2 separate regions of the Homo sapiens genome follow, and region 1 is linked to region 2. A link is an interaction called in ENCODE POLR2A ChIA-PET data of the cell type or tissue named here. Cell type or tissue: PC-3. All regions are shown on one strand. Each heading gives the region's core, and the rest is flanking DNA. Links, peaks and the distances in the headings are about the cores only.

What was found. ChIA-PET counts read pairs that join two places held together with the same protein. Peaks named below come from ENCODE experiments on the same cell type or tissue, not always from the same donor. Only the 100,000 strongest peaks of a DNase experiment are listed, where the experiment ranks them.
Region 1: POLR2A ChIA-PET joins it to region 2 with 10 read pairs; 2 of 35 experiments call an interaction of 5 or more read pairs at or near these places.

What each region holds. Positions count from the first base shown.
Region 1 is chr5:171,868,418-171,875,844 of GRCh38, forward strand. FBXW11 (F-box and WD repeat domain containing 11) reads right to left here. Exons shown (of 14, transcript NM_001378974.1): 10 at 4,455-4,573; 11 at 2,331-2,441; 12 at 1,312-1,390; 13 at 193-379. The coding sequence ends at 218. Among named protein-coding and RNA genes, the nearest start is that of SMIM23, 86 kb to the left of the region's middle. In PC-3, for the core only: no CTCF peak of the experiment used is centred there; no DNase peak of the experiment used is centred there.
Region 2 is chr5:172,311,353-172,318,779 of GRCh38, forward strand. No RefSeq gene overlaps it. Among named protein-coding and RNA genes, the nearest start is that of UBTD2, 31 kb to the left of the region's middle. RefSeq lists enhancers at 4,368-4,457, 4,488-4,577. In PC-3, for the core only: no CTCF peak of the experiment used is centred there; DNase peaks (open chromatin) are centred at 3,619 and 4,109; H3K4me3 peaks cover 636 bases; H3K27ac peaks cover 1,911 bases.

The sequences.
Region 1 (7,427 bases), core at 1,799-6,798, 440 kb before region 2:
GGCAGGATTCCAACTCAAGCCTTGTATGGATGTGACTATAAAGATCCAGCCTTACACTTGAACTCTGCAAAAGTTGACACGTCTAAGAGAGACCTTGGTTCACACATCACCAAGGAACCCAAATCACAAAATTTCCCCAAAGGGAAGGTGAATTCAATCAGCAAAATTGGAAGGGGAGAGGATAGTACTCACCTGAAACGGGTGAAAGTGCAGACTGTTATCTAGAGATGTAAGTGTATGTTCTGGAGGGAGAACGGGTCTCATTCTGGGCACTGGGAGGCACATTTAAGAAATCCCAAATCAAAATAGTGTCATCATGGGAGCTGCTGATGATCTGAAACTCATCAAACTGGAGCCGAAACACACGTCCAGAATGTTCCTATGAAATACAAAACTTCATGAATAAAATGAGATCTTTACAGCCCCTGATATCTCACAATGAGAAACTGGGCAGAAGATGAAAATGCAGCCACTTAAACAGACTTCCTAAACGACTGTACAGAGCTCACTGAACTGTGTCCTTCATCCCAAGAACAAATGTTCTTCTTTCTTTTCCTGCTAGGCCTTTTCTTTCATTAAACTTTGTATCTTAGACTCTAGTCTACCAATATTTCAAAGATCATCTCAAAAAGGGCCTTATAAAAGTAAACAACAATACATAATACCCATTCTTGATACACTCTAAAAATCCACTGGAAAACCTAGAACCAGAAAGACAGTTTGTTTTAACATGACCAGGATCTACCTCAAATTGCTGCCAGCATCAAAATTCATGGTGAAATAATAATATAAGAGTTCCCATTAAAATCAAGAAGACAGTTCTGCATCTTCTAGTAAATGCAAGAAGTGAAGAAACAGAAATAAAACTACTAAAATCTTTTTTAAATCTACCAATATTTCCAAATGACTATCTCTTCAAAAATATAACAGTACTTATAAATGGTATAAAAATTTATATATAGTATAAAAATGTGCTGTTATTAAAACATAACCACAAATAGCCATATTAAGAAATCTTCCAAACCTACAAGAAGGAAATATTGCTTGCCCTATGAGGAAACCAGTCCACCTACAAATCAGGAAGCCTGCCTTCATATCTTAAGCTGCATTATGTCTCCCCTTAGGAAAGTGCTCACAGTAATGTAAACATCAAATATTCTCTGGTTTTGGCTAAACAAAATGAAGACTGAAATTCTCTGAAGGCATCTTGTGAGACACACAAGCGTTCCTGTGATACACCTAGACAGGACTATCTGCAAATGGTCATCCTCCAGCACAGGGAACCAATTCCCGTCTCAAGAGATCACATACCACCAATGTGCGCAAACACAATGTGCTTGCTGGGGCTCGAGGGTCAAGAGCAGCTTGCAAGTCCCAAACTTTAATTTTCCTAGAAAGGAAAATGAGATGTGATTAGTGGAAAAGTGAACAATTTATATGCTGTCAAACATTTCCTTGAAAAAAAGTAGTGCATCTGAACTGCCTATTTATAAAAGCTAATGGGGAACATGCTTATGTTTTTACAAATCATCTGAACCAATTACACTTGATTTTGGAAAAATTAAGAACCTACACATTCTCAGAATTGCTGAAATTTTAAAGAAATATTATTTTAAGGGAGATAAGAAAACAACTTCAGGTTATCTAAATTCAGTTCCGGACTTGATAACCTATGTCACCAAATTCATTCATCAGGGGACTCTCTAGGGCTGAGTAGGTGCTGCTGACAGAAGCTAGGGCTCTGTGTGAAATTCCAAGGATACCTTTCTCCAAATTAAGCAAATGCTGGAAGTTAGTAATAGGAGTACAAACAGACCAACTAACCCATTTGGGAAGTATATATAAGGTCATCTGGAAAGATTTACAGTTGCCATTTGCTCATTTAAAATGTAGTGAGGTGTTTTAAAGAGGGTTTGTTCAATTTACCAAAAAGGGAAAAAAAGGGAAAAGAAGAAACTTATTGTTGAACGAACACACACACACACACACACACACAAAGAGCCTGGCTTAATTTAGGGATAAAGCAAAGAAGTCAATACCCCCACATCAACTATTGAAACCTAAGCTATTGCTGGAGTTGACAGCGATGATTCAAAGCTAAGTTTAGGAACCACAGTGACTCTCCCTCTGTGTGATTTGGGGTAAGATTTAGTTCTTCTTTCTGGGCCTGAGTGTCCTCACCTAAACAACAGGTATAATAATACCTGCCATCCACCATTACACAGAAACCTACCATAGGACCTGGTACATACAGAGTTGCTTAATATATAACATTTCTCTTTCTTCTTGATACAGTTATAGCAGTACATCTGAAAATCTGAAAGACATACCCATCATAGGCCCCACTGACAATCCTCTTGTTATCAAACCGGATGCATCGGACCAATTCTTCATGTCCCTCTAGGACTCTTAAACAGGCACCACATTCAATATCCCAGAGCCTTGAATGAAAAACAGACCTCTGTGAAACAAATTCCCACACACGATTCACACTATCCGTAAGTTTTTTATATCTGTTCCATACAGATACAATTTTTCACTATCTTGGAGCTCTTTATTTCTATCTCACTTCCAGTACACACCACACATATAAAGCTGTATGTGTACATTTATACCATCTGTGTGTTTCCAAGCACTAACCTAGGAAGAAGCCTTACTTTTTATTCTATTTCCTTTTATATGATTTGAAACTGTTTTTAATCATGCGTCTGTATTACTATTTAAATAAAATCAACAAACAAGAAACTTCAATTCTATTTAATCCTTAGGCATTCTCTTGATGTCTGAGTTGATAAAAACCATGTAGACAAATGGTGTAGGAAAGACTCTTCTGGGGAGACAGGGATTGTAGGCAGTAAAGGAGAAAGAGCACAGATGAGACAAGGTGGGAAAGGAGATATCACGTACAGCCAGGGGGTTAAGCTTCCGCCCCAGGCACTTCTAGCACAGTGGAGTCCATAAGGACCACTGAGGTTAGAACTGGCGGACCAGCAGGGGAGGTGGCTGTCTCTTGATGAGGCTTGGGGATACCCCTTCCTTGATACTATATGCTGAATACTGGGATTGACGGTTTACAAAGTCAGAGTGGGAGACTTACTAGGTACACGCAGTGTTCTGGTGGAAATATAAACCCATTGACAACACCAAGTCTTTTTCTCTGCATATGATTTATGTAACAATTCTGGAGTTAGAGATCTTTTTTCCTATTATGACTGATTTTCTACAGTATTTGTAGAAAAAAATCATAGCTAGTTAGCATGTACAAAATAAAGTGAGCAAATTAATTCTATAACTTTTTCTTAGCCTCTCTACCAGTAATTCCTATGATACATCCAAAGAATGTATTTTATTACAGCTGCCCTTAGCAAATCTTCTTAGTACCCGTGATGATAGCATCTCTAATCTGTGATCAAAGCCATTCAGTACTGCCACTATGACTCCAAAGTAGTTCCCTTCTATAAGCTGGAGAGTAATACACATTACTATCTTGTAAAACCTTGACAATTCCAATGAGGAAGTTAAGAACTGTTTATTGATGAAACATTAAGCAATACCACAAAGCATGATGAATATAAGAGAATCAAGATTTAAGCTCTAAACTAAATTTATGGTATCTTGAAGCCTAAAGTGATAAAGCAAACTTAAATAGCTTTTTTGTTATTTGCTTGCCTTAAAAAAAAGTTTTAATAATCTTAAACCCAATCTTTATTTTGACCAAACATTAGGCAATTATAAACGCCAAAGTTTAGTCACTTATGTAAAGCTACTAGCATGTGTTTGCTTGCCTGCCTTTAAAAAACAAAAAACTTTTTTTAATAATCTTGAATCCTATCTTTATTTTGACCAAACATTAGTCAATTTGATTATAAACCAAAGTTAAGTTTAGTCACTTATGTAATGCCACTAGAGTGTGTTGAGACAGTGGGGAAATGGCATGGGATAATGAAGTAGATATTGAAGGGATGTTCTTAGTAAGATACAAAATGTCTAAGGTTAGTCAGATTTATTAGAAAGCAGGGAGGCCGAGTGCTGGGAAGGAAAAAGAGAGGTAAATGACCTGGCAGGAACAGATGCAGTCTTGGGAGAGGAAAATAAAGTACACTCCCATGTGTTAGGTAGGGAGGTGGGAGCTCACAGGTGAGGGAAATTGGAGCGAGCTGGGCTGCACTGCAGCACCCTAGCCTGTTCTGAAGTGCTCTGGTATTAAGTGATCCCAGGTGGAGCTGAGGTTAAAAAACTTTGTGTACTGGGGGAATCTTGGAAGAACACCCAGGGCACACACGGTTTTCCCACTTGAGTATACAGAGCCCAAATACATTTCTAAAAGTTACCTAAAGCTTTCTTATCTGAAACATCCCATTTACCCTGAGTTGTTTTGAGCATTAGAACTAGGAGATGAGTCAACAATGTGGCAAAAATCAGCCTGCTCTGTCAGCACACCAACTTCTACCCACCTAATGGTATTATCTGATGATCCACTAACAACCAGGCGATCCCTGTACTGGAGACAGGCAATGCCCCGCTTGTGCCCATTGAGAGTACGAACAAATTCACAGGTGCTCGTGCTCCAGACCTGTATAACAAATTAACAGTATTTTAAAGAATGAACACAGGAAAGTCCTCTCACAATATACCTTTCTTAAAAAGACAGAGCTTCTGATAATGACCCAAATATGTGATTATAAAATACGGTGTCCTCTAACTCAAAGTTGGGAGGCTGGGGGGCAGACTAGACAGCATAAAATTTTCTTGGCTGCTGAGTAATAACACTGGAATGAAACACGGAGGGAAGTGAAGTCTCCAGTCTTTGAGATCTTTACAAAGAGAACATCTCCTGAATGGTTCAAACGCTCATTTACCTGGAGGAAAGAGTTTGGGCCAGATTTTATGTTTTTACACCAGCTGACATTTCAAACCCCATGGAGCTAATGTAATAAAAAAGCTTCCAGCTGGGTACGGTAGCTCACACCTAATCCTAGCACTTTGGGAGGCTGAGACAGGAGAATTGCTTGAGCTAAAGAGTTCGAGACCAGCCTGGGCAAAATAGTGAAACCCCATCTCTACAAAAAATAAAATTAGCTGGGCATGGCAGCATGCACCTGTGGTCCCAGCTACTCAGGGAGCTGAGGTGAAAGGATCATTTGAGCCCAGCAGGTTGAGGCTGCAGTGAGCTGTGTCTGTGCCACTGCACTCCAGCCTGGGTGACAAAGCAAGACTTTGTCTCAAAAAACAAACAAAAAGTCTCACCTTTCATATCATCCTCTTTTCCAGCATATTTTCTGGAACAGCTCCATTTGTTTTGACACATTACTTCTAATTGTATGTATGCAGAATAAATAATCCCCTCTTTTGTGGTATCTGACTTAGATGTTCATAGACAGCTAAACATATTATTAGACAAATAAGGAGACACACAGCAACCAGAGTGCCCTGAATTATCTTACCAGCTGCATTTGTAGCTGAATGGGATAGATAAATAGATCTCCACAAGTAAAAGAATGGCACTGGACCCCTACCTCATACCTTAAACAAAAATTTAACTCAAAATGGATCAAGGACCTACACATAAGCACTGAAACTATACAAGTCTTGATAAATTGAACATCATCAAAATTAAAATCATTTGTGCATCAAAGGACACCATCAAAAAAGTGAAAAGACAACTCACAGAAAGGGAGAAAATATTTGCAAATCATGTATCTGATAAGGGACTTGTGCCCAGAATATATAAAGAACTTATAACTCAATAATAAAAAGGCAAATTACCAATTTTTAAAGTGGGCAAAAGATTTAAATAGACATTTCTCCAGAGAAGGTACACAAATGGCCAATAAGCATACAACAAGTTGTTTAGCATCATCAGTAACAAGGGAATGCAAAGCAAAACCACAGAGTACCACTGCACAATCACTAGGGCAGATATAATAAAAGAGACAAATAATAGGAAGTGTTGGCAAGGATATGGAGAAATCCTCCATGCTGATATTATGAAACAGCTATTTTGTAATAAAGCTCAAACCCTCTCAACTTCCAGGCACTGGTCTCATACCAATTGGTGTGACTGTGGGAGTAAGTTGCCGCATATAAATCCTAGTTGTTTAGCTTCCCAGCTATCCAATGCAAAGCCTGATGCTACACACTTCGTGATTTGTGGGGCTAGGTATAAGAGTGCTATCCAGTGCTGGTTATGAAAAGGAGGTTCTTCTGAGCAAGCTGAAACCCTCATATACCACTGGCAGGATTGTAAAATGGTACAGCGCCTTTGGAAAACAGTTTGGCAGTTCCTCAAAATGCTAAACACAAGCCTGGGTGACAAAGTGAGACCTGGTCTCTACAAAAAAAAAAAAAAAAAAAAAAAAAGGGCCGGGCCTGGTAGTGCCTGTACTCCCAGCTACTCCGGGAGGCTTAGGTGGGAGCCTCAGGAGTCCCTGAGCTGGGGGACTGCTTGAGCCCAGGAGGTCAAGGCTGAAGCGAACCATGACTGTGTTACTGCACTCCAGCCTGGGTGACAGAGTGAGACCCTGTCTTCAAAAGGAAAAAAAAGCTAAACACAGAGTTACCATCCTAAGAAAATTAAAAACATGAAAACTTCTACACTAATATTTATAACAGCATCATTTGTAATAGTCAAAAAAATAGAAACAACTAAAATGTCCATCAACTAATAAACAGATGAACAATGAAATTTTATTCAGCCACTGGAAGCAACAAAGTACTGGCTGGGTGTGGTGGCTCATGCCTGTAATCCCAACACTTTGGGAGGCCAAGGACTGCTTGAGCACAGGAGTCCAAGACTAGTCTGGGCAATAAAGCAAGACCCCATCTGTACTTTTAAAAAAAAAAAAAAAAAAAAGAAGGGACAAAGCTGATGATACATGCTACAAAGCACATGGATGAACCTTGAAAACATTATGCTAAGTGAAAGCAGCGAGAAATAAAAGGCCACATAAGGTATTCTTCCAATTATATGAAGTGTTTAGAATAGTCCAATCCCAAGACAGAAGGTAGATGAGTGATCACCAGGGACTGGGAAGAAACACAGGCTGACTGCTAATGAGTGTGAGGGTTTTAGAGCGCGATGAAAATGTTCTGGAACTAGACAATGGTAATGTTATAGAATGCTGCAAATGTACTAAAGGCCACGGAATTACACCCTTTAAAATGTTCAATCTTATGGCATGGAAACTATATCTCGGTAAAGATGTTATAAAAGCATAGGAAAGCTAAAATTCAAAAAAGTTAGCTGAGATATTGGAATCAGGACTGCATTTACCATATCCTAGGGAATCACCCTAGACTTCAACTCCTTGTTACAAGTCTGCCTCCCCCTTCACCGCATGCTAAGCTTCTTGAAGGCAAGGACATGTCTTCTTCATCATCATATCCCTAGCATCCGGCCCAGAGTCCACCGCACTGCGAGTCCTCAA
Region 2 (7,427 bases), core at 1,134-6,133:
GGCTGAGGCAGGGGAATCGCTTGAACCTGGGAGGCAGAGGTTGCAGTGAGCCAAGATCTCGCCACTGCACTCTAGCCTGGGTGACAGAGTGAGACTGTGTCTCAAAAAAAATTGAAAAAAAAAAAAGAGAGAGAGAGAACCAATGGGATAAAATGTTAACAATAATTGCAAACAATATGTTGAAATTCAAACAAATTTTTTGAAATTATTTCCAAATAATTTATGCTACCGCATGTGTCTTCAGGTCAGCTGAGGCTAATTAATCAGTTGGCTTTCACTCCAGCAGAGGGTTGCGTCCAGGCCCACCTCAGGTGTCTCTCATCTTCCTTGGACCACTGGGCTAGGCAGAATATGGTCCTCTCATGATTAAGGCACTAGTACAAGAAAGGAGGCACAGCCAACTGCAGAAACACAGGTGGGGCCCACTGCTGCGTCACATCTGGCAACATCCCACTGACCAAAGCAAGTCACATGGTCAAGCCCAAAGTCAGAGTGGGGAAGTACATTCTGTCTTTAAAAGCAAACCAAAACAAATTGATTTAACAGCATTTCCGATGAATAATATAACCACATTGAAGGAAAGAAAAGAACAAATCCGTATGAGGACACTATATATTTGTCCTTGGTTTTGGTCAGGGTTGGGGTTGGGAAGCAAATTGCAAACAAACCCTGACTTCTGTTTTATTAGATTTGATTTTTGTACTGAAATGGGCAAAACAACACAAAAATTATCTTTGGTATATTATAGGATTGAGCAAATGAGTAGATTTGATAGTAGACATTGATATTATTGGAGGCCAGGGTTCTCACTGCGGAGGAAGGGAGATGTAAGGATGGGGGAAGGCCAGGAAGTACTTGGTGGGAGAGAGCGCAAAGTCCCAGGCAAGAGGTGTGGACACATGGAGGGGTGAAAAACTGGGACCAATAATAAATAGTTCAACCTACCACAGGTGGCCAATGTGAATACATGGTAATACATGGTAGCTATTTAGAAAAATATTTGTTAAATTACAGCAAGCCAGGAATCTAAGTTAGTAGGGATGAAAATATTGCTTTTGGCTCTGAAAGGGCAATGTCTCAGCTAACAAGTAGCAAAGAGAGAGGCTGATTCCCCCAGCCTGCCTAATTATTGAGGCATCATCTCTACTTACTGAAAAACCACGGCAAGGAGGCTGTCCAAGTTCAAGTGCCTGATTTGATCTTTCCATGGGAGGAGCAAGCTCAGGGAGATGACAAAGAACAGATAGATGCATATGATGGAATTCCACATTGTTCATTTATGCTGGGGAAATTAACCACCCACTCAGTCCTGGTCACAGGGTCTCCCTTCTGATGTGGCAGGTGGGACCTTTCAAGACACCCAAGTATGGTTTTTTTTTTTTTTTTTTTTTTGAGGTGGAGTCTTGCTCTGTCACCCAGGCTGGAGTGCAATGGTGTGATCTCGGTTCGCTGCAACCTCCACCTCCCAGGTTCAAGTGATTCTCCTGCCTCAGCCTCCTGAGTACCTGGGATTACAGGCGCCCACCACCACGCCCGGCTAATTTTTGTATTTTTAGTAGAGACAGGGTTTCGCCATGTTGGCCAGGCTGGTCTCAAACTCCTGACCTCAAGTGATCAGCCAGCCTCGGCCTCTCAAAGTGCTGGGATTACAGGCGTGACCCACCGCGCCTGGCCCCAGCTATAGTTTAGACGGTTGCTGGTTAAGCAAATAATTCGAGCAGATGGAATTGGATCTTCCTAAGGAATGTTCCTATTATCTTGTGACTTTTCTTTCTCTAGTCTACAAATAAGAAGATAAACTTTTCTCTGGATAACTGGAAAGAATCCTAGAAATCAGAGTATTGTGCCCTTTGAAAAATATTGAAGAAACTCTACAAAGTCTTGCTCTTCAACACAGTTTTTTGGACTCCATACAGAACACTCTGCATTATGACCAGACAATGGACTTATTGCCACGGTGGAATAAAGGTTAGATTTTAATCTGTGTAGTTTGTGCCTGCCCAGTATTCGTTCATTCTTCCTCCAGTAGTGAAGGCCAGAATTCCCTCTGAAGAGCCAGTTCCTCCCATCTATGACTCTTAGTCCATCTGATTCTGGTGGAGCCCACTTCTTCCCCACTCCAGCGTGGTCCCAAGTCTCAGACTCAAGCCAATCAGTGCATCCCAAACCCAGGATTGCTCTAGGATGGTCATGTGATTCAACTAAGCTAAGAAGAGGCAGATCCAGGACTTTAAAAAACAAACAATAAACTCCTGAAACAACTCCCCAAATAACCAATAAATTGTTAATTTGTTTTTTTTTTTTTTTTTTTGAGACGGAGTCTCACTCTGTTGCCTAGACTGGAGTGCAGTGGCACGATCTTGGCTCACTCCAACCTCTGTTTCTCGGGTCCAAGCAATTCTCCTGCCTCAGCCTCCCGAGTAGCTGGGATTACAGGCACCTGCCACCACACCCAGCTAATTTTTGTATTTTTAGTAGAGACAGGGTTTCACCATGTTGGCCAGGCTGGCCTTAAACTCCTGACCTTAAGTGATCCACCTGCCTTGGCCTCCAAAGTGCTGGGATTACAGGTATGAGCCACCATGCCCTGCCAACCAATTGTTTAGAAGAGCCTTTTCTTCTGCCCATGAATTTTGGAGGAAGTAAACTTGCAGCTGCTTGGAGTCCCTAAAAGGGAAAAAATTGGGGCTGCTCTCCAGTTGGCGAGAGCCTACCCAAGCGGGACACTAACATAGAGGAAAATACAGCTGAGAAAGAGGAAGAATCCAACCCCTGAGAAATAATCTGAGCCAAATTCAGCAATGCTTGAATCTACCCCGTGGAATTTTCAGTTTCGTAAGTCAGTAGTTTTAAATTTTATTTCCTGTAAGTCTCAGTTGAGTTTCTCTCACTTGAGGGTAGGAAAGGTTTTATTTGTCTTTGTCTCCCAAGTACTCAGTGTTAACTCATAAAGAAGCATCCTTGTGTGCCATATTAAAAGACTTAGGGCTGGGCGAGGTGGCTCACTCCTGTAATCCCAGCACTGGAGGCTGAGGCAGGCGAATCACTTGAGGTCAGGAGTTTGAGACCAGGCTGTCCAACATGGTGAAACCTTGTCTCTATTAAACATACAAAAATTAGCTGGGTGTGGTGTCAGGTGCCTGTAATCCCTTTTACTCGGAAGGCTTAGACGAGAGAATCGCTTGAACCCCGGGAGGCAGAGGTTGCGGTGAACCAAGATCGCGCTACTGCACTCCAGCCTGGGGGACAGAGTGAGATGCCATCTCAAAAAAAAAAAAAAAAAAAAAAGGCTTAGGCTTGATCCCCGGCAAGTGAGGAGTAACTGAGGAGCTGTAAGCAGCAAAGCTATATGAAGCGTTTCATGCATTGGAGCTATGGGTGGGTAGACCTTTCAAAAGCAAGCAGTGGCGTGAACCTGGGAAGCGGAGCTTGCAGTGAGCTGAGATCGCGTCACTGCACTCCAGCCTGGGCGACAGAGCGAGACTCCGTCTCAGAAAAAAAAAAAAAAAAAGCCAAGCAGTGGCAGACATGAAATCTTTACCTCATAGCCCCACCCAGCTGAAATTACACACCCTCTGACAACAGGAGGCCAGGGACCAAACTGAGTTGTACACTCCCTGTATAGGTATGTAAGAGATAGGGCTTCTGTTCTCCCCATTCCTCCCTCTCACCATACCTGGACTGCTTTTGGAAGGAAACTTCTAGGGGTCCATGAGGCAGGCCTGCACACATTCCAAGCAGGCAGTAAAGCGCATTTCATTCTGCATGGTGTCATCAGGCATTCGTTAAAGGAATATATGACCTGTGGGTGATTAAAATCTAATGAAAACAGGCATTCTCAGAATGACTTCCAGAATCCAGGCAAGAGAGCACTGTTAAATGTCTGGAAATTATTGTACAGTTAAAGCACCCACACTCCCTTCTCTCCCAGACAACCCTGGGTCAGAATTGATCTTCCCTGTCTTTGTTCTTCTACTGTGCTCATAATCTCTCAAGTGCAACACGGATCGTGATATTGTCAGAGGTGTGTGAACCAGAACAACTCTGTCTTGAATAGGAGCTGAGTAAAGTGAGGCTAAGACCTGCTGGGCTTCATTCCCAGACTGTTAAGGCATCCTGAGTCACAGGATGAGATAGGAGGTCAGCACAAACACAGATCATAAAGACCTTGCTGATAAAACAGGTTGCAGTGAAGAAGCCGGCAAAAACCCACCAAAACCAAGAAGGCCACGAGAGTGATCTCTGGTCATCCTCACTACTACACTCCCATCAGCATCATGACAGTATACAAATGCCATGGCAATGTCAGGGAGTTACCCTATATGGTCTAAAAATGGGAGGCATGAATAATCCACTCCTTGTTTAGCATATCATCAGGGAATAGCCATAAAAATGGGCAAACAGCAGCCCTCAGGGCTGCTCTGTCTATAGAGTAGCCATTCGTTCATTCCTTTACTTTCCTAATAAACTTGCTTTCACTCTACTCTGTGGACTTTCCCTGAATTCTTTCTTGCGTGAGATCCGAGAACCCTCTCTTGGGGACCGAGACCCCTCTCTTGGGGACCGAGACCCCTTTCCGGTAACAGCATGACTGTAAAGTGGAGTTGCTTTGTCTATATTCCCTTCTAGAGGTGAACCTTGAGGTCAGGGACAGTCTTACTCATCTTTATGGTCCCCTGCACACCCCCACAATGCCCTTAATACCCAGTTGTTCAATGGACTTGGTGAAATTTGTAATCTCTAAATAGGCCTTGTGAAACCAAACTACATATGGCCTGAGAAGGATTCTGTACGTCTTTATTTGAGTCTTTGTGGACAAACTGCAACCTAACTTAGTAAGTAGACAAGATTGAAAACCTAACTTAGGAGTATGCGCCTGTAACAATAGCTGAGTCCTGGCCAATCCCAGTGGCCATCCTTCAACCACTCATACACTGCTGAGTGTTCAAACTGTGTTCAAATAAGGCAAACGCCAACCTGTAACCAATCCGGCTGTTTCTGTACCTCACTTCTGATTTCTGTATGTCGCTTCCCTTTTTTTGTCTATAAATTTGTTCTGACCATGAGGCATCCCTGGAGTCTCTCTGAATCTACTGTGATTCTGGGGCTGCCTGATTGGTGAATTGTTTTTTGCTCAATTAAACTCTCTTAAATTTAATTCAGCTCAAGTTTTTCCTTTAACAGCCTGACTTTATTTTGTTATATATATATATTTTGAGGTGGAGTTTTGCTTTAGTTGCCCAGGCTGGAGTGCAATGGCGCCATCTCGGCTCACCGCAACCTCCGCCTCCCGAGTTCACGCGATTCTCCAGCCTCAGCCTCCTGAGCAGCTGGGATTACAGGCATACGCCACCATGCCTGGCTGATTTAGTATTTTTAGTAGAGATGGGGTTTCTCCATGTTGGTCAGGCTGGTCTCAAACTCCCAACCTCAGGTGATCTGCCCACCTCGGCCTCCCAAAGAGTTGGGATTATAGGCACAAGCCACGGTGCCCGGCAACAGCCTGGTTAAAAAAAAAAAAAATTGGGCCGGGCATGGTGGCTCACGCCTGTAATCCCAGCACTTTGGGAGGCTGAGGCGGGAGGACCACGAGGTCAGGAGATGGAGACCATCCTGGATAACACGGTGAAACCCCGTCTCTACTAAAAATACAAAAAAAATAGCCGGGCGTGGTGGCAGGCGCCTGTAGTCCCAGCTACTAGGGAGGCTGAGGGAGGAGAATGGCGTGAACCCGGGAGGCGGAGTTTGCAGTAAGCCGAGATCGCGCCACTGCACTCTAGCCTGGGTGACAGAGTGAGACTCCGTCTCAAAAAAAAAAAAAAAAAAAAAAAAAATTGAAAATAAACATGCTCCCTGAATCCATATGTTTATTAAGACTCTTTTGTGGCCAGTGACAGAAACTTAACCCAGTCACTTAAGAAAATCGCTGGTTCATTGATTCACCTTCAGGCACAGCTGGATGCAGAGTTTCAAACAGTGTCACCTACACTCTATTTTTGTTCTGCTTTCCTTTGTATTAGGCTTTGTTCTCCTGCAAGCTCTGCGCTTGAGATGACCAATATGGTTACTAGCATCTGTAGGCTAAATTCAGCCAGCTTGGCAAGTACAGTAGAAAAGAGCTCCCCAAGGTTGGGCGCGGTGGCTCACAGCTGTAATCCCAGCACTTTGGGAGGCGGAGTGGGAGAGAGGTGGTGGATCACCTGAGGTCAGGAGTTCGAGACCAGTCTGGCCAACATGGTGAAACCCCGTCTCTACTAAAAATACAAAAAATTAACCGGTCGTGATGTCTCGCGCCTGTAATCCCAGCTACTTGGGAGGCTGAGGCAGAAGAATCGGGTGAACCCAGGAGGCAGAGGTTGCAGTGAGCAGAGATCGTGCATTGCACTCCAGCCTGGGCAATAAGAGTGAAACTCCGTCTCAAAAAAAAAAAAGAGCTCCTCTTCCTCAGAATCTCCAGCAAAGGTCTAAGGATCAAGTCTCATTGGTTTGGCTTGGGTCATCTGTCCATGACTGAGCCACGTGTTGTAGCCAGGAGACTGGGCTGTACTGGTTGGCGAGGTCTGGTTCACATGCCCATTCTTGGACCAAGGAGTGAGGCTAGCCCCATCTAAATCACATGGATTGAGAGTAGAGGGAAAAGAGGTTCCTCAAAGGAAAATGAGGGCAATACTACCTGAAGAAAGGAAAATAGATTACGGGTGGCTAAAATCACAAATGTCCACCATATATAAGTATTTGATAATTCATGTGTGTGTCTGTGTATATGTATGCAGACATGTAATTAATATATGTAAGCAAAAGCTAATTATATACAAACGAATTTTATTAAAATTATGTCAATAACAGTGATAATGATAGGCTACTATCAACTGAAGTTTACTTCAGTGCTAGCACTTTCTAGCTACTTTACATCTATTAACTCATGTAATCCTTATACTACCCCATGAGGCAGGTGCTACTATGTCTTCACGTTAAGGGCAAAAATTTAGATCTGCCGAAACTCAAATTGGTTACCATATTACATTGTCTCACATTTAGAAAACATAAATCAGAAGTGTACTAGGGACTGGGCGTGGTGGCTCACAACTGTAATCCCAGCACTTTGTGAGGCCGAGGCGGGCAGATCACCTAAGGTCAGGAGTTCGAGACCAGCTTGGCCAACGTGGTGAAACCCTGTCTCTACTAAAAATACAAAAATTAGCTGGGCATGGTGGCGGGTGCCTGTATTCCCAGCTGTTAGAGAGGCTGAGGCAGGAGAATTGCTTGAACCCAGGAGGCGGAGGTTGCAGTGAGTCGAGATCTTGCCACTGCACTCCAGCCTAGGAGATAAGAGCAAAATTCCAGCTATAAAAAAAAAAAAAGAAATGTACTAGGGTATTTGATAATTTTCTTCCCCTCCTACTACCCTACTGGGTGGACTCATTCAT